3 separate regions of the Homo sapiens genome follow, and regions 1 and 3 are each linked to region 2. Evidence: read pairs that join two places in POLR2A ChIA-PET (ENCODE). Cell type or tissue: MCF 10A. All regions are shown on one strand.

Evidence for each region. ChIA-PET counts read pairs that join two places held together with the same protein. Peaks named below come from ENCODE experiments on the same cell type or tissue, not always from the same donor. Only the 100,000 strongest peaks of a DNase experiment are listed, where the experiment ranks them.
Region 1: POLR2A ChIA-PET joins it to region 2 with 17 read pairs; 2 of 35 experiments call an interaction of 5 or more read pairs at or near these places.
Region 3: POLR2A ChIA-PET joins it to region 2 with 13 read pairs; 2 of 35 experiments call an interaction of 5 or more read pairs at or near these places.

What each region holds. Positions count from the first base shown.
Region 1 is chr9:76,815,189-76,823,188 of GRCh38, reverse strand. The region is part of intron 6 of PRUNE2 (prune homolog 2 with BCH domain); the gene reads left to right. Among named protein-coding and RNA genes, the nearest start is that of PCA3, 55 kb to the right of the region's middle. In MCF 10A, no CTCF peak of the experiment used is centred here; DNase peaks (open chromatin) are centred at 4,698 and 5,518.
Region 2 is chr9:77,155,034-77,163,033 of GRCh38, reverse strand. No RefSeq gene overlaps it. Among named protein-coding and RNA genes, the nearest start is that of VPS13A, 18 kb to the left of the region's middle. In MCF 10A, no CTCF peak of the experiment used is centred here; a DNase peak (open chromatin) is centred at 4,073.
Region 3 is chr9:77,214,774-77,222,773 of GRCh38, reverse strand. It overlaps VPS13A (vacuolar protein sorting 13 homolog A), which reads right to left. Exons shown (of 72, transcript NM_033305.3): 11 at 2,693-2,820; 12 at 2,391-2,497; 13 at 1,418-1,589. Among named protein-coding and RNA genes, the nearest start is that of VPS13A-AS1, 41 kb to the right of the region's middle. In MCF 10A, no CTCF peak of the experiment used is centred here; a DNase peak (open chromatin) is centred at 3,963.

The DNA of each region.
Region 1 (8,000 bases), 340 kb after region 2:
AATCAGTGGTGACAACTCAAGTATTACTTAACAAGGAACCTCCTTCCAAACTGTTAACTGAATGGCTCAGAGCGAATGCTACTTTTGTCTTTGTGTGTTTCCTTGGTGAGTTATCTTTTGTCTACTTTGGGAGTTTTCAATGACTTATATGTTAATCTTAATTAACCTAACTAATGGGAACTATATTTTACAGAGGCACATTTGTGCATTTGTAGAAGTCTGTGTATTTCTTTACTGTTGTATTGTCTTTACCAGGTTATCTACATTTGGTTGGGCACTTAGCTCTTAGGTCGAGTTTATGGAGATGAAATATGCTCTATAGGAATTTGTGTTTTGGTTTTTAGAATTGTGTGTTGCCATTCTTTTTTTTTTCTTTTTCTTTGAGGTGGAGTCTTGCTCTGTCACCCAGGCTGGAGTGCAGTGGCACCATCTCAGCTCACTGCAACCTCCACCTCCTGGGTTCAAGTGATTCTCCTGCCTCAGCCTCCTGAGTAGCTGGGATTAAAGGCGCCCGCCACCACTCCTGGCTAATTTTTGTATTTTAGTAGAGACAGGGTTTCACCATATTGGTGAGGCTGGTCTTGAACTCCTGACCTCAAATGATCTGCCTGCCTTGGCCTCCCAAAGTGCTGGGATTACTGGCGTGAGCCACCACACCCGACCTATTCTTCTTTTTCTCATGGTGATGTTGACTATATCAATGTGTATATTTCTCTGGAATAGCAGGCACTCATATTGGTGTCTACATCCTCAGAAAACCCAAGAGCAAGCCAGGTGCTTTCTTTTCGTGATCTTTTTGTCAAATTTATTTCCAGTTCATACGCATTATAATTCAGCTTATAAATCTGTATGAAAACTAGGAGGCAAACTGTGATGTTTGGTGGCACCTCACAGTTTACAGAGCATGTTCTCATTGTATGCACTTGATAAATTGACTCAACTGTTTCTATGGACTTTCAGATTGATAAGTGCTCCATATGACTAGTTATTGATGTGAATCAATTCAACAAATATATTCAATTTGTGAGGTAGTAACTATATAATCACCATCAATTAGAACTCTGCTTTGTGCCTAAGAACCCAAGGAAAACATGGATCTTGCAAGGGTCAGTAGCTCTAAGAATCATTTCTACTAGTTCAAGCCTTAGGGTTTTCTTTCTCTGTTCCCCTCTCCTCTGTCTTCCTTCATTTAATGGCATCTTATTAGGTTTTAAATGCCTTGTTTGGAATTCCTTCCTAAATTAACATAGAATGTCTTGTAATTGCTTAGGGAACTGTCTGTAATTAGCAAATTATTTTAAGGCTATTCATATTACAGACTTACTGTAGCTTTAATGTACCTCAATTTATATTATAGGGGTATGCAAATGGCTTTGTCAGATGTGTTAAACTGTAAATGTCTATCAAGCAGAATAAGTGATAAAATAATCATCTTAATCTTGAAAGTAATTTACAGAGGTCCAGTAATTAATCAGGTGGTTAAGCACATCTCTGAAAGTGTTATATGATCTTGGAGGAAAGGAGGACATTTGTGTATAATAAAGAAGGGTACACAGTTTAAACTCTTATAGGCTGAATGAGAACTTTTCACTTTTGCATAATGGGGATATTAAAGATGACTGAGAAGTGGAAAAAAAAAACCTCCTTAGTAACATCCTGTATCTTCCTTGAAAGAAAAAATGCAAATCAGTTATCCAATCTGTCTGCTGGAAAAATTCCCAAGTTAATGTCAGAGTTTAATTTTCTCTGTAGATTGTCCTGTGATGCAGTGGTATTTTCCCAATCCCTACTCATATTTGATTATATTTCAGCATTCCTTTCTCATTCCCATTAACCTCACTTTAAAAAATATTGACAGAATCCTCACAATCTTATTTTGTGGATTTTGGAACAGTTATATAATTGCTCTTTGAATCTAGGTGTATTCTCAAAGAAACCTTCTTAGTTCCTATGACTTTCCGAATCTTGCTCATCCTCCAAAGCATGGTCAACCAAGGTGCATCATGATAACTCTTACAGATTCACTATTTTTTATTACCACCCTCTGAACTCTAGCTAAATGTAGTCTAGGTGACCAACTTAGGACTTCACTCTTTACATTAGATCTTCCGTTGCTTTTGAATTTGTTTAATATTTCTAATCATGGTCTGATAGTATTTTAAATTAATTGAGGGTACTGATGGTATCTGACTTCTCTCTCTCTTCAGTTTTCTGTAACAGTGATGGCACATAGTAGATGCTTAGTAAATGCAAATATTTAGTTAATACTTATGGGTGTTTGCAGTTCGCCCCTTTGCTATCTGATTTATATTTCCTTTTGGATTTAAATAAATCAGCTAGGAAAGCAAAGCCACTTAGCTAGGCATCCAAAGCAGCCTACTTTTTCCTCTCCCAACCAGTTTCTTCCAGACAACTATGGTTGAAGGATAACATCAAGCAGATGAAAAATGGCCCACATATTTATAGAAAGTATGCTTATCCCGCTCTCCAAAAACGGAGTGGGAGGCTTTGCAAAGTCGTTAGCTGTTGTCACTGGCAGAAATCAACTATAGGTTCTGCAGCATGTCGGGGATATGGGAATGAAGATTCCTTGCATTTTCAATGGTTCTTTGCAATGCTGTAATTCTACCGTTGTGTAAGTCATGGCCTTTATACGGCTGATGACCCAGTTAATTTTCTTGGGTAGAAGTATTCAGAAAATTAGAAAGATTTATCTCCCTGTAACTTACACAGCATGCTCTTCAGAGGGAACCATTGAGTTTGGGAGGTAGAAACCACTGCCTTCAATAGTTATAGGTTATCTGGCACTCTGATAAGAAGAAAGCTTCTAAACCCCTTGTCTCTCATTTTTATTGTAGTTATCTCACAAATATTCATTGTTATATAAGTTACTGAATGAAATACATAAAAAGCAAGTAATTACAATAATAGAGTTTCAATGCTTTGCTCAGTACAGGAAGTCAGAATGGATGAGATTTTGAGGGGCGGTGTGTAGAAATGGCCTTATCAGAGGCATGGCCAGAGGGGCAGCTCTTCTTAATAAGGGGACTGTGGGAAAAGATAACTGCAGTCTCATTTCGCTCAGCCTCCAAGCCATTCCAAGTGTGAAAGTAGCATGCGTCTTGTGGGGGAATGCACATGACATATTGGAATCCCCTTTGTTGATTATTGTTACACCTGATCCTTTGTGGCCTTTTTGTTGCTTGTTGATTTGATCATCAGAAGAGAATTTATGGATATCAAAGAGCAAACGTTGCCTTTATTCCCTTGCCAGCAGAACTGGTAATGATTATACTTCTTGGGCCTAGTTTACTCCCTAGTAAAGCAGTATATTAAAACGTTAAGGGGAAGAAACATCTTTTCATTCTAATGAAGTGCCACTGAAGCAAGGTTGCTCACGGCAGTACATTAATGGTTCCCTTGCTGACACCAAATGTTATTACATCTTCTTTAAGCATCTCCCAAAAGACTGTTAGTCATTATTAGCGTCTTTACTCAGGAAGGACAATAGCCATGCACTGACTTGATCACTTTTTATTATGATCAATTGCAGTATGATTTATTCTTGTGTATGTGCTGTATCAGTGTGCTAGAGCTGGCATAACAAAGAACCACAAACTAGACGTCTTAAACAATAGAAATTTATTGTCTCACAGCTCTAGAGGCTAGAAGTCCATGATCAAGGCGTTGGTAGGATAAGTTCCTTCCAAGAGCTGTGGGAGAGAATCTGCTCCATGCCTGTCCCCTAGCTTCTGATGGTTTGCTGGTAATCTGTAGTGTTCTTGGTGCATAGAAGCATCACCTGGATCTCTGCCTTCATCTTCACATCACCTTCCCTCTATGCATGTCTCTGTGTTCAAATTTCCCCTTTTCATAAGGATACATAATAGATTAGGACCCATCTAGTAATCTTATCTTAGTTTATTTATTTATTTTTTTGAGACAGCGTCTTGCCCTGTTGCCCAGGCTGTAGTGCGGTGGCATAGTCAAGGCTCACTGCAACTTCCACCTCCCGGGCTCAAGGGATCCTCCCACCTCATCCTCCTGAGTAGCTGGGACTACAGGTGTGCACACCACACCTAGCTAATTTTTGCATTTTTTGTAAAGATGGGGTTTGCCATGTTGCCCAAGGCTGGTCTCAAACTCTTGGGCTCAAACGATCAACTCGCCTCAGCCTCTCAAAGTGCTGGGATTACAGGCATGAGCCATGGCGCCTGGCCTCATCTTAGTTTACTATGTCTACAACAACCCTATTTCCAAATAAGGTCACATTTTGAGGTGCTGAGAGTTAGGACTTCAACATAAAAGTTTTTGTGGGACAAAATTCAACCCCTAATGTATACTACTGTGACAGTAGTCATTTTTCAGACAACTTAAAAGAATAAAACTTAAAATTTTAAGATTGCCTGTATGAACCTGCTGCCTGGTAAGCATATTTCATCTGTTGCTCCCACATTTTTATTTCATATCAATTTCCTTTAAATGAGGAACGGTGAGGACTTTCAGCTGTTGGCATTTTATCTCCTTTCTTCAGAACTGGAGTCTGAGGGAATTGTTCAGGGCCGTTTTCTCTCTTTCTTTCTGGGCTGTTCTGCTGTGCTCTGGGCCTCAGACCTCCTCATGACCAGCCACTCTGCTGTGTGAAGCCTGGGATGCATCCTGGTAAAGTGACTCAGAGGCCGCTGACTCATTCTGCCCTGCACAGAGATTACCAGCCATACTGCACCTTGGAGTACTGCCCAGGGGAAAATACTAATGTTTTCCATTAGCATTCAAAGCACAGACCAGAATGAATTCCCAAGATCACTGCTAAACTCCTTCCTGACAAAAGGGAACGTTTACTCAGGCCTCAGTGAAGCATAAGTGAGCCACTGTAACCAAGGATTTGAGACTCAGCGCACCAGTCTGAAATCTGGTTTACCAATTTTATGCACACAATATGATTTCTCATTGAGCTTGGAGTTTGTTGGTGGCCAAGATGAAAGTACCTGTAGAGTATTTAACTCTCTTATTTTGTGAAAGAGTGCATAGCGTTTCTTGGGGGAGCATATGTTAGTTTTGAACTGGTCTTGAACCAGTTCACCTTTTCAAAATATGTGAATGATTTGATTTTGGTCAGCAAATCACTAGTAAATCTTTAGCATATTGCTTAGCATATTGGTGAGCATATGATTTGCATATTGAAATATTTTGAAAAGATGACTTTTCAAAGCCATTTTGCCCAACTAATAGAAATATGTGAAAACTCTCCTCTAGGTTCTAAATCCTGAGTGCATCCATTTCTTTCTGGGTTCAGGTCTGTAAACTCTTCCTTGCTACAGTAAAAGTTGATGATGGTGAGTGCTTACCGTGTACCTGGCAGTTGAGTAAGCATTATCTCACTTAATCCTCCCAGTAAAAGGTACTATGATTACCCCTGTATTGGTGAAGGTAGCTCCAGCAGCTGGAACAGATAAACAAGTCTCAGTGACTCAGCCCAGAAATTGTTTATTTTTCACTCATGTAGCAATCCTATTTGGTGTTCCCAGTCAGGTGGCCAGGGGTGATTCAGAGACCATCTTCAATATGTGGTTTCCAAGGTTGCTCAGGAGGACATCTCCAGTTTATCTGTCAACAGGGAGAAGAGCTTGGAGGGCCAAGGGTGGAGTTTTTTATGGATCTGGTCTGGTTGTGACACTCATCACTTCTGCTCATATTTCATTGGCTCAGTCACATGGTCACATGTAACTGGAGGGAGGCTGAAAAATGTCATCAAATAGATGTGCCCATGAAAAGGAACCAATTTGGAAAATAATTAGCCAGTGTCTGCCATAATCTCTATCTTAGAGGTAAGGACATTGGAATCTAAAGAGGTTAAATCATTTTTCTAATCTGTAGAGCCAGGACCCAAATCCCAGGCCAGTCCTATTCTAGCCCTGTGTATACTGCTTGGGTCATGGTGCCAGCATGCAAGACTAATTAGAATTTGAGCCCACTCAGGGGTTCACTAGTAAGTCATCAGCTATCAGTCATTGCCCCAAACTCAGGGTGTCAGACAGCCTAGACATCCTTAAGCAATCCTTGGTTAGCATTCTTCTTTCCCTACTCTTTGTACCAAACTTTCTTCCTCTTAGTCTTCACACCTTTGCTTCCTGAAAAAATCATTTTAATTTTTGAACTATAAACATAATCCAAGTTCTAGGTGCTCATTGTGAAGCTAATTATTGGTGCCTGATACAGAGAAGATTTGGCAAGATAAGTCAAGTAGATAAAAGTAATAGGAAAAAGGATTATGGAAAGAAGGATTGGATAGGACAGATCGTGTAGGAAGGAAAAAGTCTGTTTTTTTCTCAGACTGTCTCTAGAATTCAAGGATGTGGGTGTTCTGGTTTTTCTTGCTGTGATTTAGCCTTTTCAAATTTGTGTTCAAAATATAGAGCATCCCAGTCAGTTAGTGAAAAATTTTAATGGTAGAGATTTTTTACTGAAATGAAAACAGCATTACTTTTGAGCACTATAGTAACTCCAAATAACCAAACTCCGAGTAGCTGGGGAATTAGGAGTTCTTAGTTCATATTTTGTCGAAAATTCCAAAAGCACTTAAAGCAAATGACAAATACAGTTAGGTAACTTTGATTGTGTGGATTTAACAGTCAGTCGGTGTGAGGCATTTGAAGTGTGAATTACAATTTTAAACTAATTTAGAACGGATAATTCCTAGCTTCTTGAGGACATTAGCAGGATAAAAGAGTGAAACATGGACCCAGAAAAGTGGACTTTCGTTCCTATTGAGCTATGAGTGGTTCTTGGTAATGAGATGTAACCGAGATGAAAGAATAAAAAATCCCTGTGTAAAGAATGGTTTATCATATCAGCAGCAACAGCACTTTGTCTTTGGAAAATTGTACTAAGTGGCTGAAGCTGATAATATTTAGAATATTTACAATTTGTATGTAGGTAGTGCCTTCTACAGATGTCCAAAAATAGTCTGTAAAATCTCTTTACCTAGAAATGCTTATAATATAATTCTTTTTTTTTTTTTTTTTGGAGATGGAGTTTTGCTCTTGTTGCCCAGGCTGGAGTACAGTGGCACAATCTCGGCTCACTGCAACCTCTGCCTCCCAGGTTTAAGTGATTCTCCTGCCTCAGCCTCCTGAGTAGCTGGGATTACAGGTGCCCGCCACCACGACCAGCTAATTTTTTGTATTTTTAGTAGAGATGGGGTTTCATCATGTTGGCCAGGCTGGTCTCAAACTCCTGAACTCAGGTGATCCACCCGCCTCAACCTCTTAAAACGTTGGGATTACAGGCGTGAGCCACCGCACCTGGCAGAATTCTTATTTTGTATCTCCAGCTAAACTCAAGTTGGAGACAACTTGATGTTTCTGTTGACAACTTTTCTCTGCTTTACCTATTGGTCAGTTTCAAATGGACTTAAATGAATCACAAAACTTGGTCTATCTAGTTATGATTCTCTGTAAATAAACAGTATTTCCCTAAGTGGTGCAAAATACCTGAGTACTTTTTCTAGCTATGATTTTGCAACAGGGATTATATAAACACTGCTGTAGTGTGAATGTTTGTGCCCCTCCAAAATGTATATGTTGAAATTTAATCCCCAATGAAGTAGTACTAAGAGGTAGGGGACTAGGGAGGTGATTGGATCATGAGCATTCTGCTCTCATGAATGCATGAGTGCCTTTATAAAACGGCTTGCGGGGACATGTTTGTCCCTTTTGCCATGTGAATATGCGGTGAGAAGGTGCCATTTATGAGGAACAGGCTCTCACCAGACACCAGTTCCACCGGCTCCTTGATCTTGGATTTCTCCCAGCCTCTAGAACTATAAGAAATAAATGTCTATTACTTATACATTACCCAGTCTAAGGTGTTTTGTTATTGCAGCCTGTATGGACTCAGACAAGCAGGGATCCAAGGTTTAGCCATCATGAAGTTACACATTCTGCATTCATGCTTTCTTTGGCATAGGGTGGTGCTCTGGATCTTCCTCCTCTCCTGAA
Region 2 (8,000 bases):
AAAATGGACATATGTGCAAATCTGTAGGAATGAGGATGTTTACTGCATAGTGTATAATAAAGAAAAGTAGAAAATAAAGCTCATTATCCATTAATAGAGGAATTATTATGCAAATTGCATTCATTCAAATGATCATATACATTTTGAAAGAAAATGTATTTAGAATATCTTAAGTTCAAAAGGTTGGTTAAAAATAAAAGAGTGTTAACAGCCAATTTTTTTTTTTTTTTTCGAGACGGAATTTAGCTCTGTTCCCCAGGCTGGAGTGCAATGGTGTGATCTCGGCTCACTGCAACCTCTGCCTCCTGGGTTCAAGTGATTCTCGTTCCTCAGCCTCCTAAGTAGCTGGGCTACAGGCATGTGCCACCATGCACAACTATCTTTTGTATTTTTAGTAGAGACAGGGTTTCACCATGTCGGCCAGGCTGATCTCAAACTCCTGACCTCAAGTGATCTGTCTCCCTTGGCCTCCCGAAGTGCTGGGATTACAGGAGTAAGCCAATACATCCAGCCAACAGCCAACTTTTTTTGAGTCCTTGCTATGTGCTGAGAGTTCCAGATATTTGTTCAACTTGGTGGGCATTTGCATAGAAAATAGTCTGGAAGAACTTACACTAGGATGTAATAGTATTGTCTTCAGGTGGTGAAATCAGGGATAAGTTCTGAGTTTCTTTTATGTTTTGATGATCACTGAATTTATTTCACTGGGTATGTATTCCTTTTGTATTCAGAAAAAAACACCCTTTAAAACTAAGAGGGAGGGAGAGAGGGAGATGGGAGGAGACAGAAAAAAGTGGAGAAATCTTGCAAGTTGTACATGAAGAAACAAGTGAGTGGAGCTTATTCATATTGTTTTGATACACACATGAGCCAGGAGAGTGTGCTATGCTTCCATCTTTCTAAATCTTCTCCTTTTAAAGTAGTTTACTACAATTTCAAACCTGATAATCATATCTTTATTGTAGATTATTTGTACATAAAATAAAATATTTATGGTCAAGATTTAGTTTTCAAAATGTTAAAAATATTTCAGAAAACCACGAAATGAAATAAAAGCAGTCAGACAGGAGGTTTCTGGTTTTCCTAGTAGATTTCCACATTTAATCCATGAATCTTCATTTTTCTCCTTCCTGGAGTATGAATATAACTCAAAGTATAATGACAATGACAGTAGTCTTTCTCTCTCTCTTTTTTTTTTTTTTTTTTTTTTTTTTTTGAGACAGAGTCTCTCTCTGTTGCCCAGGCTAGAGTGCAGTGGCATGATCTCGGCTCACTGCAACCTCTGCCTCCCCGGCTCAAGCAATACTCCTGCTGCAGTCTCCCAAGTAGCTGGAATTACAGGCATGCGCCACCACATCCAGCCAATTTTTGTATTTTTAGTAGAGATGGGGTTTCATGATGTTGGCCAGGCTGGTCTCAAACTCCTGGCCTCAAGTGATCTGCCTGCCTCGGCCTCCCAAAGTGCTGGAATTACAGGTGTGAACCACCATGCCTGGCTGACAGTCGTCTCTTTTGAACCCACTCTTGTTAAATCTCTATATCCCAACACTTCTGTACCTCTGTAACCCAACATGATCCTGGATGGTCAAGCTTGCTCCTCAACAATGCTGACGTCTCTGGCACTGAGCCTATCTCCTGCCCCTTGTTTGCCTGCCACTGTCTGCAGGGTGTAGACTCTGGTGACAGAAATGTCTGAGATTCATGAGTGAGCCATGCTTGACTTTGCCACCATGACTTGGTCACTTCAAGGAGATCAGTGGAATTGTTGACAGTTTTCTTTCAAGGTGTCATAGCAGCTGCTTTGCTCCATTAAACACAAGTAGAGGATTAATTCTTTTTAAATAAGGAGATCTTGTTTCTTTTTCTTCTTTTTCTCCTTGTCATCGCCCCCCTTTTTCTTCCTCTTCCTAGTTTTCTTCCTTTTTCCTTCCTTCCTTTTCTTTGCTAGTAAAGTTTGTTGTAAACCAAATTATAATTGCCACAACTAATAAAATAGAAAATTGAAATATATATACACACCTACATATGCAGACATGTTTTGCATTTTTTTTACAATGTCCTTAATGTCACAACATTAATTCTTATTTTTTCTCACCTTTGTTCTTTAGAATAGAAACAGAAGGCAGCCCTCTGACATCACCTATTTCCCTAGCAAAACACGTCCACCAAATGATAATCTGCATTTCTCTTTGTTTCAGGATATTTTACCTTTACCTTTGTAATCATGGTAATTTACTGCTATTTTGCATGTAGGAGGAAACCCTAGGGATATTTTTGTTGCAAAGATGCCAAGGAAAACTGAGTTATGTGGCAATTTTATAGTTCTAAGGAGAAGGTGTCAAAAGCTTACAAGAAAATTAGATGATACCCCTGGAGGTGTTAGATGCATTGACAAGTTCACATCTCCCATCTTCCTTGACATTTTTAGGTTAAGCCATATGATATTGCTGAGTGTCCTAGTCTAAAATAGTTGATTATCATCAGTTTCACATGGGTCAACCTAAAGTAATGAACTGTGGATTGTTATGGCAAAATGAGGAAAGATGACTTGGAACAGAATAGCTGAAGTGTTGCAATTAAGAAAAAAAGTTTTATTGACTTCTTTTAGTCTTGGTTAACATATATCCCCTTAACCCATTTCCCATTTGCCCTGAGAATACTGCACTGGCAGTGAGCTGCACATTTGTTTTCTAAACGGGGAATGGGTTAAGGATGGGTTGGACATATCCAGACTTCTCTCAAAATACTGACAGGCATATTAAGGTTCATAAATCCTCCTTGTAGCTAGTAAGTCAGACCAATCTCTACCTTAATGAATATTTACTAAGCACCAGTTGTGTCAGGTTATAATAGATATGGAGACACAGTCTTTCTTCAAGGAACATTGCATCTATGGGAAGGAAAGCACATGACCAATTGTGATGGTTAATATTCAGTGTGGACTTGATTGGATTGAAGGATGCAAAGTATTGTTGCTGGGTGTATCTGGGTGTTGCCAGAATAGATTAACATTTGAGTCAGTGGACTGGGAGAGGAAGACCCACCCTCAGAAAGACCCACCCACAATGTGGGTGGGCATCATCCAATCAGATGCCAGCACAGCTAGAAAAATCAGGTAGAAGCTGGAGGGTGCTGACTTGCTGTGTCTTCCAGCCTCCATCTTTCTCCTGTGCTGATGCTTCCTGTCCTTGAACATCAGACTCCAGGTTCTTCAATTTTTTAACTCTTGGACTTACCAGTGGGTTTGCCAAGGGCTTTCAGGACTTTGGCCACAAACTGAAGACTGCACTTTCAGCCTCCCTACTTTTTTTTTTTAAATGGATTCTCGCTCTTGATGCCCAGGGTGGAGTGCAGAGGAGCCATCTCAGCTCACTACCACCTCCGCCTCCTGAGTTCAAGCGATTCTCCTGCCTCAGCCTCCCGAGTAGCTGGGATTACAGGTGCATGCCACCACCCCCAGCTAATTTCTGTAGAGACGGGGTTTCACCTTGTTGGCCAGGCTGGTCTCGAACTCCTGACCTCAGGTGATCAGCCCATCTGAGCCTCCCAAAATGCTGGGATTACAGGCGTGAGCCACTGCGCCTGGCCAGCTTTCCTACTTTTGAGGTTCTGAGACTCGTACTGGCTTCCTGGCTCCTCAGCTTGCATACAGCCTATCGTGGGATTTCACCTTGTGCTTTTGTGAGTCAATACTCCTTAATAAACTCCCTTTCATATAGACGTCTATCCTATTAATTCTGTTCCTCTAGAGAACCCTGACTAATACACCAATTATGCTACAATATACTAATTGTCATGAAGGATGCATGTTCAATATACAACAGAAACCTGGAAGAAGAACCCACAACTGCTTGGGAGAAACAGGAAGCCTTCACGAAAGTGGATCAAAGTTGATTCAAATTATGGAAACACAAATAAATAAGGATCATTTCTATAGCATTTTCTCACAACATACTTGGCCAGAATTGGGTATTTTTCAAGATGACAGGAATCATAAATAGCTGATATTGCTGAAAGTTGTATCATGAGTGGGTAGAATGGCAAGAAGGAACTTGATCCCTGCCAAAGGAAACACTAAAGGACATTGCTGGGATTCCAATCATGAGATTGCAGCAGTGAGATATCCTGCCTAGACATGAGAGAAACCTGCCCTCAACCTTAAGAAATCACATTGGATGTAAAAGACAGGACCTTAAAAAAATAATAATAAAGCAAGCTCTATCTACAGGATTAAATTAACTGAGGGGACTCAAGCATCTCTTGATTAAAGGACTTCTTTTGCCCTTGTTTGAATATATCTTTCTTTCAGAAATATTTAAGGAACATTCCTGTGAGGGTAGGGCTTTTAGTCTTAAAAAAAATCTTCGTGATGCTCATTTCAGTTCCTTGTACTCAGTATGTTCCTCAGCTATCTCATTAGCCTTCCTTGCTTCAGGCTTCCACAGCCTCTCCTACGATCTCCTATGAGACATTTCAAAGTATAGCTGATTTCACTATCCATCTGTTTATTAGTTGAATAAATAATTATTTCTTTTCTTTTCTTTTCTTTTTCGAGGTGGAGTCTCGCTCAGCCACCCAGGTTGGAGTGCAGTGGTGTGATCTCAGCTCACCGCAACCACCATCTCCCGGGTTCAAGTGATTCTCCCATCTCAGCCTCCCGAGTAGCTGGGATTACAGGCACCTGCCATCATGCCTGGCTAATTTTTGTATTTTAGTAGAGACAGGGTTTCACCATGTTGGTCAGGCTGGTCTTGAACTCCTGACCTCAGGAGATCTGCCCGCCTCGGCTTCCCAAAGTGCTGAGATTACAGGTGTGAGCCACTGCGTCCAGCCATAAATAATTATTTCTATTTACTACTATGTGCCAGAAACTGTTCTAGGGGCTGAGGACACAAGTCAAAGTGCCTGCTCTCAGGGAGCATTTTCATTCAATTCTATGAGGTGCAATATCCTGACTTTGATTAGTCAGGTGAGATATGCAATTGACTTATTATAAAATCAATAATCGTTGCACACATCTCTTTCATCCAGTTCTATATGTTTATTAATACATAAGGGAACCAATAAGGATAAAACATGCTGTCAGAATTATGATGATTTTAATACATCTCCACCAATCTGGACATTTTTTTCCACAAGAATTTCAGTCAACACCATGCAAATCTGAGAAAGTGTTTATACCCAGTTGATATAAAGAAATGATTTAGCTGGGTTTATTTTTGTCTTACTAGAGCCCAATCCTTTTAAAGAATTAAGTAGTACGTGTTTAGTTTGGATACATATGGTTTAATACATGGATAATTTTGAAATTTCCCTTTTCAATATTATTTAAGACACTGAGTAATCACAAGTGCAACCATAATTTCCTATCGACCTCTACATTTCTATTTTCCCAAGTGAGCTACTTTAAAGGTTTATTTTCAGCTTTACAGAAGACATTAGACAAGTCTACTCAGGCACAGAAAGAGCATTGGGTGGGACCAGCAGAAAATATGGATATATTCAAATGCCATTGTTTTAAGTCAATGAAATAACATGGATCTGTAGTTAACATCCATATGGTGGACAAGCTTACCTTGGTTAAAAAAACAAGCTACTTCTGTTAACTCTGGCCTCAAAACTAATGAAAGTCCATAGCAATTTTTATCTCGATACCAGAATCATGAGGGCAGCAGGATGGCAGAGCAGCTGAGAGCCACTGCAAGGAATGCCAGGGCAGCTCTGTGCCAGTCATCACTGATAGGAGGTGAGAGACATGTTAAGGATCAGGAAGGTCTTATGGGAACTGCAGGAGGCAATAGGGAGGCACCTGCCTTGAAAGAAAAGACCTGCTTCCTTTTCCCTAGTTACTGAATATTACTGGCATCTGTCTGCCTGTAACACCTGCCCAGCCAAATATAATACTTGGAATGATCTTTGTTTACTCACTCCTGTAGTTATTACTCCTTTCACCTAAAGGGACAGAACACATTGAACTTATTACTTAGTTTGATTGTTCACAGACACTAATCCTGGTAATGGTGTAAATCTGTTCTGTCTTTGATCCAAGAACACACAACAAAGAGCCAGGAATATTTTTAGTTCTGACTCATTGAGATATGAAAGTAGCTATAATAAGAGCAATATGTAAAAGTTTAAATACATTAATTGTAACTTTATATCTATATAGCTAGGGTATAAGCAGGAGGAGGAGGAGGAGTCTGTAGGGCCCTATCCAGCTTCCTTTCAGGACCAAAACTCACCGCCCTCCCCTCGCCTTCCCCAGCTTCTGAAAGCTGCTGGTGGTTTACAACTGAGTTCCTCTCTGTTGCCCTGGGCAGAAAAGAGTTGACTCCCCCAAGCCAAATGCCCCCTCCCCAGGAGCAGCCCACATCTAATGACTGGTTAATGAAGGGGTAGAGGACTAGGCTCCTTTGTCTAGATATAGGACAACTTTTGAAAGGCTGTCCCAACTCCAGAAATTTTCTCTTTTTTTTCTTTTTATTATACTTAAAGTTCTAGGGTACATGTGCACGATGTGCAGGTTTGTTACATATGTATACATGTGCCATGTTGGTTTGCTGCACCCATCAACTCATCATTTACATTAGGTATCTCTCCTAATGTTATCCCTTCCCCAGTCCCCTACCCCCCGACAGGCCCTTGTGTGTGATGTTCCCTGCCCTGTGTCCAAGTGTTCTCATTGTTCAATTCCCACCTATGGGTGAGAACATGCAGTGTTTGGTTTTTCGTCCTTGCGATAGTTTGCTCAGAATGATGGTTTCCAGATTCATCCATGTCCCTACAAAGGACACGAACTCATCCTTTTTTATGGCTGCATAGTATTCCATGGTGTATATGGGCCACATTTTCTTAATCCAGTCTATCATTGATGGACATTTGGGTTGGTTCCAAGTGTTTGCTATTGTGAATAGTGCCGCAATAAACATACGTGTGCATGTGTCTTTATAGCAGCATGATTTATAATCCTTTGGGTATATACCCAGTAATGGGATGGCTGGGTCAAATGGTATTTTTAGTTCTAGATCCTTGAGGAATCACCACACTGTCTTCCACAATGGTTGAACTAGTTTACACTCCCACAACAGTGTAAAAGCGTTCCTATTTCTCCACATCCTCTCCAGCACCTGTTGTTTCCTGACTTTTTAAAAGTCAGAAATTTTCTTAGGCTCAGCTGAGGCCTCTGTTGCAACTTCTCTGCCACTTGAATTCTCCCTCTGCCCAGCCCTGTTTCCCTCATTCCCCTACAGGGGTTATTCCCAAGAGCACTCCCTGCAAATTTCCTGTATGCAAATCTCCATCCCAAACTGTTTTCCAAGGCAACTGACCTAAGACCACCTGTCCCAAAGGTGCAAAAATCAGTCATGAAGGAGAATTTTATTAAGCTGATTTTCACGCCCCTTCTGTTAATTGTGTAGTAAACCCTGCTAATCAGAAAACGGACATACCTAATTTTAAAAGAATTAGTATCACAGAGTTGTGGTGAACTAGGAAGTTCTTACAATATAGGTGAATAATCAGGAACTTAATATCATCCTGTGGAAATAGCATCTGAAATATATAGGTAACTAAAGTGGAGAAATTACCTTTCTGAGCCGTTTTGTAAAATTACCAACTATCTTGGGTTTCTTTGTATGTAAAAGGGTAATTTAGACTGTTTTGGTTTTAATGGCCTTTCTTTCTTTCTTTCTTTCTTTCTTTCTTTCTTTCTTTCTTTCTTTCTTTCTTTCTTTCTTTCTTTCTTTCTTTCTTTTATGACAGAGTCTCACTCTATTGTCCAGGCTGGATTGCGGTGTCATGATCTTGGATCACTGCAACCTCCACCTCCCAGGTTCAAGGGCTTCTCGTGCCTCAGCCTCCCAAGTAGCTGGGATTACAGGCATGCGTCACCATGCCCAGCTAGTTTTTGTAGTTTTAGTAGAGACGGGGTTTCACCATGTTGGCCAGGCTGGTCTCAAACTCCTGACCTCAAGTGATCCACCTGCCTTGGCCTCCCAAAG
Region 3 (8,000 bases), 60 kb before region 2:
TCTTATATGGATGCAGTTTGTGGCACCCCAAAACAGTTACAACAGTAACAGCAAAGATCACTGATCATAGATCATCATAACAGATATAATAATAATGAAACAGTTTCAAATATTGTGGGAATTACCAAAATGTGACACATAGACAGGAATAAATGCTATTGGAAAAATGGTGCCGACAGATTTGCTAGACACAGTGTTGCCACAAACCTTCAATTTGTAAAAAACACAATGTCTGCAAAGCACAATAAAGTGAAGTATGCCTGTATTTCAAGTAGACCCAGATACACTTAAAACTTGTTTTTAATACTTAACACTTTTCATAGTTGTCATAGCTATTGAAATAAGCTGAGATTAGCTAAATCTTTCATCACAGCTATCTTGACATACCCATAATTACTTTTGAGAATTTCATGATCAAACTATGTTTCCCCCAAGAGAAGTAACTACAACCCATTATTATTTCAGAATAACTTATTCAGGGTTCTCCTATCCAGACTTGGAGGACTCAGGTTATGATTCAAGACTAAGACAACCTGAACCCATCCCCCAAAGACTCTAAGCCCAGGCATTCCTAACAGCCCTAGGTCTTCAGAAAGTCTCCCACATTGAAAATAAAAGTAAAAGTCAATCTAATCTATAAATTAGAAATTCATTCTGGATTCAGAATGTTTACATTAACTTCAAGAGACTAACTCCCCTTAATCTCTCTAAGCTATAGTTCATCAATTTGTAAAAGAGTCCCTCTTGAAATATGTCATAATGCTAAAAGACAAGATTAATACAAAAATAATATCTCAAGATAGATAATTAAATGTAAAACTACTGGTAGAGACTAGAGATACCACAAAAATTAAGAGAAAAAGGGCTCTGTATAAGCAGAAAATTCAGAGACATTCATGCAAGCACTAAGACTTAAGTAGAACTTCAGGGATGAGTAGAATTGAGTAGGTAGAGAGATAAAGGCAGGTAGCATTTATGAGCATAGGCGTGGCTAAAAGAATGAGCATTAAATATACAGAGTACAGGAAACATTAAATTAGTGCATGGTCAGATTGTAACATAGGGAAAATGTAGTGGTGACACATAAAAGGCTTTGAAACCAACACAGAGAAGTTGGAATCAATGTAGCAAACACTATTTAGACTTTTGAGGTTAAAAATGACATAATCATACTATTTGCATGAACCCAAATTCCTTCCGATTGAGAATAATCTCGAATTTCAAAAGCTCACTGGAGAATTTCAACAAATCTTGTATTATTCAGCTGAAGTTAAGAACAGAAGCACAAAAAAGTCTAAGTAAAAGAGATGAAAAGGTCAATAAAAATTGGAATGAAAGGTAGGGAGTATCAGTCACTGAAGACCAATAAGGAGCTATGTAGTATAAAACACTCAACAATTTCATTTTAAATGCTAACCTCCAAAGACACGAGAAGTTCACCAGGTGGCTTCTTACTTGTTAACTTTTTTTTATACAGTTCTTTATATTGCTTCACTTTTTGCCTATGTTTTCTAATATGCTTCCATGACCACATCCATAACCTGGGGCAAACATTTACTTCAAGAACGCCATGTATAGCATAAGCCCACCTAGTTAAAAAAAGAAAAACATTTAACACCCTCAAATCAACAGTATGAAACATTACTGACATTGCTTCTACTCTAACAACATACATAACTATAATACAAAGATTAGGAAAATGATATATTATCTGAGTACTTCCTTTTTACCCAACTCCATTTGCATTAATAATCCATTCAATATTAATCTTTCCTCTTTCTTAAGTGAAAATAAGCAAAATCACTCCATTTTGTTAAATATAGTTCTACACAAGAACTGTTAAGGCATTAATTGGCAAATAACATTTAGTCATCTGAATAATAACTGAAATAGTCAACTGAAAGAGTAATTGTAACTTCTAGAAACTAGGGAATAGCTTAAAAACTGGAATAACAAGACTTTTGAGTTTTAAAATGGGATTATCCTGCATAGACTCCGTAACATTTTTAGCTTTTAAAATACAGGTTTAATAATATTGGTTCAGTGTATCTGATAGGGAAGCTGAGGTGGGGGTTGGGGAGAGACAATGCAAGAAAACAAACCAGGATTTGTTTTTGTAATAATTCTAAATATACTGACCCGTCCATAGTAAATGAAAACTATGGTATTCGAGCATCTCGAGTTGTAAACTGTGTTAGCAAGAATCCCTTAAATCAGTTTCATTAACTCAATAAGCTAAAGCAGCTACATATATTTCTAGCTATAAATCAATTATGGTTTGTATCAGACCTTAAAAATGGTATATCTTAAAGATTATTCTTGAAGTCGAGAAATTTATTTTTATGTTGTATTTTTAAAATCTAAAAAAAAAAAAAAATCAAGGCATTTACCATTCTCTGGCATGGTGGTGAAGAGGCACATCAGGTTTGAACTTCCTATATGGCAGATTTTGTGCCATCATATCAACTGATTCAAGAAGCTCCATAATACTGAAATACTAAAGAATGGAAAATTAAAGCTCTTAAATGTATCACATTTTTTTGTTCAATTGCTGAAGATAAAAGTTACATTACTGACTTTTTAGGGAAATGCTACCATATAACATCATGAATTTTAGTGAAACATTTAAAATCTTAGTTTTGCTTTTATCAAACAATAATTCACAATTGAAAATTATATTAAAGAAAATCACCTGTGGTTTATTAAATTCAATTGCTATGTTATGTAACTCAATTTCCAAGTTTATTTTGGGGGCAGAAAAGTCAAAATCAGATCGGCGATTCATCACAAGTTTGGCATTAGCAGATATGGGACGAAATACTGAAAAATAATAAAAATGGAAAAAAAACTGAGTTATATTTCCAAAGTCTCAAGGCAATAAAGTGATGAAGTTGAAAACACTGATTTCCATTTATTTTATACCCCTTCTACAGTTCCCAGATGTTCACACTGCCATGGTTCAGTCAGATGAACCATGTGTGGAGAAGATTCTTTATCTTTTTCCTACTTAAAATTCACTGTCTTCCATAAATACAATAAAGGCAAATTGAACTCCCCCTCAAAATACCAATATGATACTTAAAAGCAGAAACATTTTAAGAAAAAAAAAATCAAAAAAATAGTTTTAATACAAGTACACAGTTTTACAGAATGAATGAACATTAGAAATGCTAAGAGGATTAACACTGGTTTCCATTATATAATTATAATTTCTGAATTTCTGATCAATTTCTCTAGATCCATCTGTGTTCTTCCTTTTAATTGGTAAAAGGAGAGAGATGAAGAGTGAAAGTTTGCTCTGGATTACCTGCTTGGCTGAACCCATAATCTAAGATAAATTCCTCTCAACTCTTTGTGTTTGGTGCCAAAAAGAATAAGAACAATTCAGAGGAAGACCAGTAATAGCAGAATCTAGACAAAGATCCATCATTAAATTATAAGCTAATCTGTATATAAAGATGATATATTCCTTTTATTTTAATCATTGATATGGACTAACATTTAATTTCTTAAACATTAAACATTCAAGAATATGTTCATTTGAATATAAATAAATGCTTAAAGATCTTGTTCTTTCTTCTGTATTTCTTCTTACATTGAAAAAAAAAAGCAGAAGAAATAAATAAATTTAGTGGCTGGTGACAGAAGCTACCCTGGACCTACAATTCACTGATCCTCCAACCTTTCTCTGCCCTTCACCTCTGCTTCACATCCTCAGTCCATCCCCACCTTACTGAAGTTCCACCATCAGTTATTTTAATCATTCCTTTGCATAGACTCCTTAACTTCTCACTTCGTCAGTGTGGAGTAACCAACTTAACTCCACAGTGCCCCTAAGGAGCTGAACACGGCCGGGGGTAAAAACATACTGCTGGGTCTCACTTTAGTGTCATAAATCTCAAGTGCATCCTTAATGCTGCTGAGCAATTACACAACAGTCCTTCAGTCCAGGAATCATCCAAATCCATGCTACAGCCTATTTTTGTATAGCCAGTGAGCCAAAGATGATTCATACACTTTTAGAGTTGTTTAAAAGAAACAAAGAGGAATGTGTCAGGAACTGTATATGGCCTGCAAAATGTAAAATATTTAACTTACTACATGTCCCTTTCCAAAAAAAAAAAAAAAAGGCAATGTTCTCAAAGTATGAGAACCTTATTGAACCCTAGTCTATCTGAGTGGTTCTCAAACTTTAGTATTCATTAGAATCACCTGGAGAGATTATTAAAATATCAAACTGTAGAATGGGAGAAAATATCTGCAAACTATCCATCAATCATACAGGGGACTAATATCCAGAGTTTACAAGAAACTCAAACAGCAACAACAAAAAACTCAACTCCATTAAAAAGTGGGCAAAGGGCTGGGTGCAGTGGCTCACGCCTGTAATCCCAGCACTTTGGGAGGCCGAGGCAGGCAGATCATGAGGTCAGAAGATTGAGACCATCCTGGCTAACACAGTGAAACCCCATCTGTATTTAAAGTACAAAAAATTAGCTGGGCATGGTGGCAGGTGCCTGTAGTCCCAGCTACTCGGGAGTCTGAGACAGGAGAATGGCATGAACCCGTGAGGTGGAGCTTACAGTGAGCCAAGATTGCGCCACTGCACTCCAGCCCGGGAGACAGAGCAAGACTCTGTCTCCAAAAAAAAAAAAAAAAAAGTGGGCAAAGAACATAAATATTTTTCAAAAGAAGATATGCAAATGGCCAACATGTGTATGAAAAACTGCTCAACATCACTCATCATCCGAGAAATGAAAATTAAAACTATAATGTCTTTTTTATTAAAAAGACAAAAAATGACACATGTTGGTGAGGATGTGGAGAAAAGGGATTACTGTTGGTGGGAATGTAAATCAGTACAACCTCTGTGGAAAACAGTATGGATACTTCACAAAGAACTAAAAACAGAACTACTATTCAATCCAGCAATTCCATTACTGGGTATCTACCCGAAAGAAAAGAAACCATTCTATCCAAAAAAAAAAAAGAAAAAAAAAGCGCTTGTATGTTTACCACAGCACTATTCACAATAGCAAAGATATGGTATCAACCAAAGTGTCCATCAACAGGTAACCGGACAATGTGGTACATGAACATCATGGAATACTTTTCAGCCAAAAAAAGAAGAAAATCACATTTTTTGCAGCAACATGGATGGAACTGGAGGCCATTATCTTAAGTGAAACAATGCAGAAACAGAACAACAAATACTGCATGTTCTCACTTGTAAGTGGGAGCTAAATAATGTGTATATATGGACATAGAGCATGGAATGACAGTCACTGGAGACTCAGAAAGGTAGAGAAATGGGAGAGGGGTGGATGATAAGAAATTACTTAATGGGGACAATGTACATTATTCAGGTGATGGAAACACTGAAAGCCTAGACTTCACTACTATGCAATATATCCATGTAAGGATTGTACTCCACAATTTTATACAAATAAAAAATTAAATACAAAAACATCAAATGCTGAGCTTCACCTCCAGAGGTTCTTATTCAGGAGGTCTGGGAAAGGCCCTAGAAATCTGCATTTCTAAATGATGTTGCTAGTTTGAACCATACTTTGAGAATACTGCCCTCGTCATTTCACTCTCTCACTCCCCTAGCATTCCTATTTCATACCCTCTTTTCCCTCCAAAAACCTCCAACATCTCATGTAATGGTTAATATTGACTGTCAACTCAATTGTATTGAAAGATGCAACTTCTGTTCCTGGGTGTGTCTGATGGTGTTGCCAAAGAAGATTAACATTTGAGTCAGTGGACTGGGAAGGGCAGACCCACCCTCAATCTGGGTGGGCACAATCTAATCAGCTGCCAGCATGGCCAGAATAAAAGCAGGCAGATGAACATGGAAAGACCAGAGTGGCTTAGCCTCTGAGCCTACATCTTTCTCCTGTGCTGGATGCTTCCTGCCCTCAAACATTCAAATTCTTCTTCTCAAACTCCAAATTCTTCAGCTTTGGGACTCAGACTGGCTTCCTTGCTCCTCAGCTTGCAGATGGCCTATTTAAGGGATCTCACCTTGTGATCATGTGAGTCAATACTCCTTAATAAACTCATCTTTAAATATACACCTGTCCTATTAGTTCTGTCCCTCTAGAGAACCCTAACATACCTCAGATACATATTTTTTAATTGAAGAGCTCAGAAGAGAATTTACATCAACTCTTATCACCATATCTACTCATCTACTCAGTATAAGGACTTCTCTCACAACTAAACTCTATCATATAAATTAACTATGCTCCTATATGCAGCAAAGCTCTTCACTTGCGTACTAGACACCATTCTCTTTCACCTACATCAATCCAGAAACTGTCCCCCGTTTCTCCTGCATCGTCAATTTGTCATGTTCTACTGGATCATTCCCATCTCAGCCTAAAAACAAGCTGTCATCTCCCTGATTAAATATAAACACAAACAAAAAGAAACCCTTCATTCCCCCTTCGCTCTCCAACAGGTATGCCAGTTATCAATTTTTTACTTCTGAGCTCCAAACTTCTCCTTCATAGCCTGCTCTGAAAAATGATTTGGGGATCTTTAAATATGTTTCCTTTGAAGGCAGAGAATGTAGAGAAAAAAAATTTTTTTTTCTTTTTCCAGCTGGCGTAATGTTAAGCTTTATCAGTAGAGGACACTGGAGAGACACTGCAGGAGGAAAGAGTTATGCTGCCTGGTTCCAGTATGTTCATTCAATAGACTCCTGCAAGAACACGGCTTCTCCCACACCCAGCTCCTACAGAACCGGTAGCTTCTGCAGTGTCTGGTTCCTCCAGCACGGAGTTCTTCAGCACCGGCCTTATGCAGTACATGGCAGCTAGATGCAGCCAGATGCCAGCAACTTCCCCCAGCACCTTGCTAAGGCAGTTTTGTACTGGAGTGCATTCAGAGAGACACCCCTCCATGAGGCTCCCTAAAAGTAATTTCCAGAAAGTTCCAGAGAGTGAAGTACCAACAGGTTTTGCTGGCACAGCACCACAGATAATTTCCTGCCATTCAATAAGCCACGCTATGTCCTCCAACAAGGTCTACAACTCAGTCCTGAAGGAGGGGGACCCTCTCTTTTGGGCACCCCGTCTTAGCCCTAGGGTAGGGGATGTTTCTTCTGTCTATATCTTTAGCATTTTTATGAGACAGTCCCTTGTTACTCCAGTCTCCTCTTATAGTTGGTAATTCTTTATATTAAATTTGTCCTCTTCAAATTACTCAGTACTTTCTCTCTCCTCACTGAACTCTGATACAACAAAAATGACTTCAGGGCAAAGGAGAAATAAGTCGAATTTACGATTATGGATTTGAAAATCATAAACACATATGACAGATAACTCATCTGTTCTGAATATTTCCTATGAGAAGAGAATCAAGAAAATGAAACTAAATTCAAACCAATAAAAATAATTATTTTAAGAGTGGGCACAAAAAGAAGAATCACTTGAGTAGTCATGAAGGTGTATAATATAGACAGAAAAGTATCACTGAGCCAAGAAAGGAAATACTTTCAGGAAGGATATTCTATGGTTAATGACATCAGGCATGCAAATTCAATAATTAAGTTATCCATCACCAACTTTTATTAAGTGCCCTTATCATAGAAAAAACAGCACTTTTTTTTGTTTGTTTTTGTAGAGACGGAGTCTCACTCTGTCACCCAGGCTGGAGTGCAGTGGCGTGATCTTGGCTCATTGCAACCTCTACCTCCCAGGTTCCCAGGTGGCTCATGCCTGTAATCCTAGCATTTTGGAAGGCCGAGGCGGGCAGATTGCCTGAACTCAGGAGTTGGAGACCAGCCTGGGCAACATGGTGAAACCCCGTCTCTACTAAAATACGAAAGAGATTAGCCAGGTGTGGCAGTGTGTGCCCATAGTCCCAGCTACTTGGGAAACTGAGAAACAGCACTGATTTTTTTCTTTCTGTTTTAGTAATTCATTTCCGATTGTAAAAGTAATGGATGCTCATTTTGGAAAATTAGGAAAACATAGAAAAGTATAAAT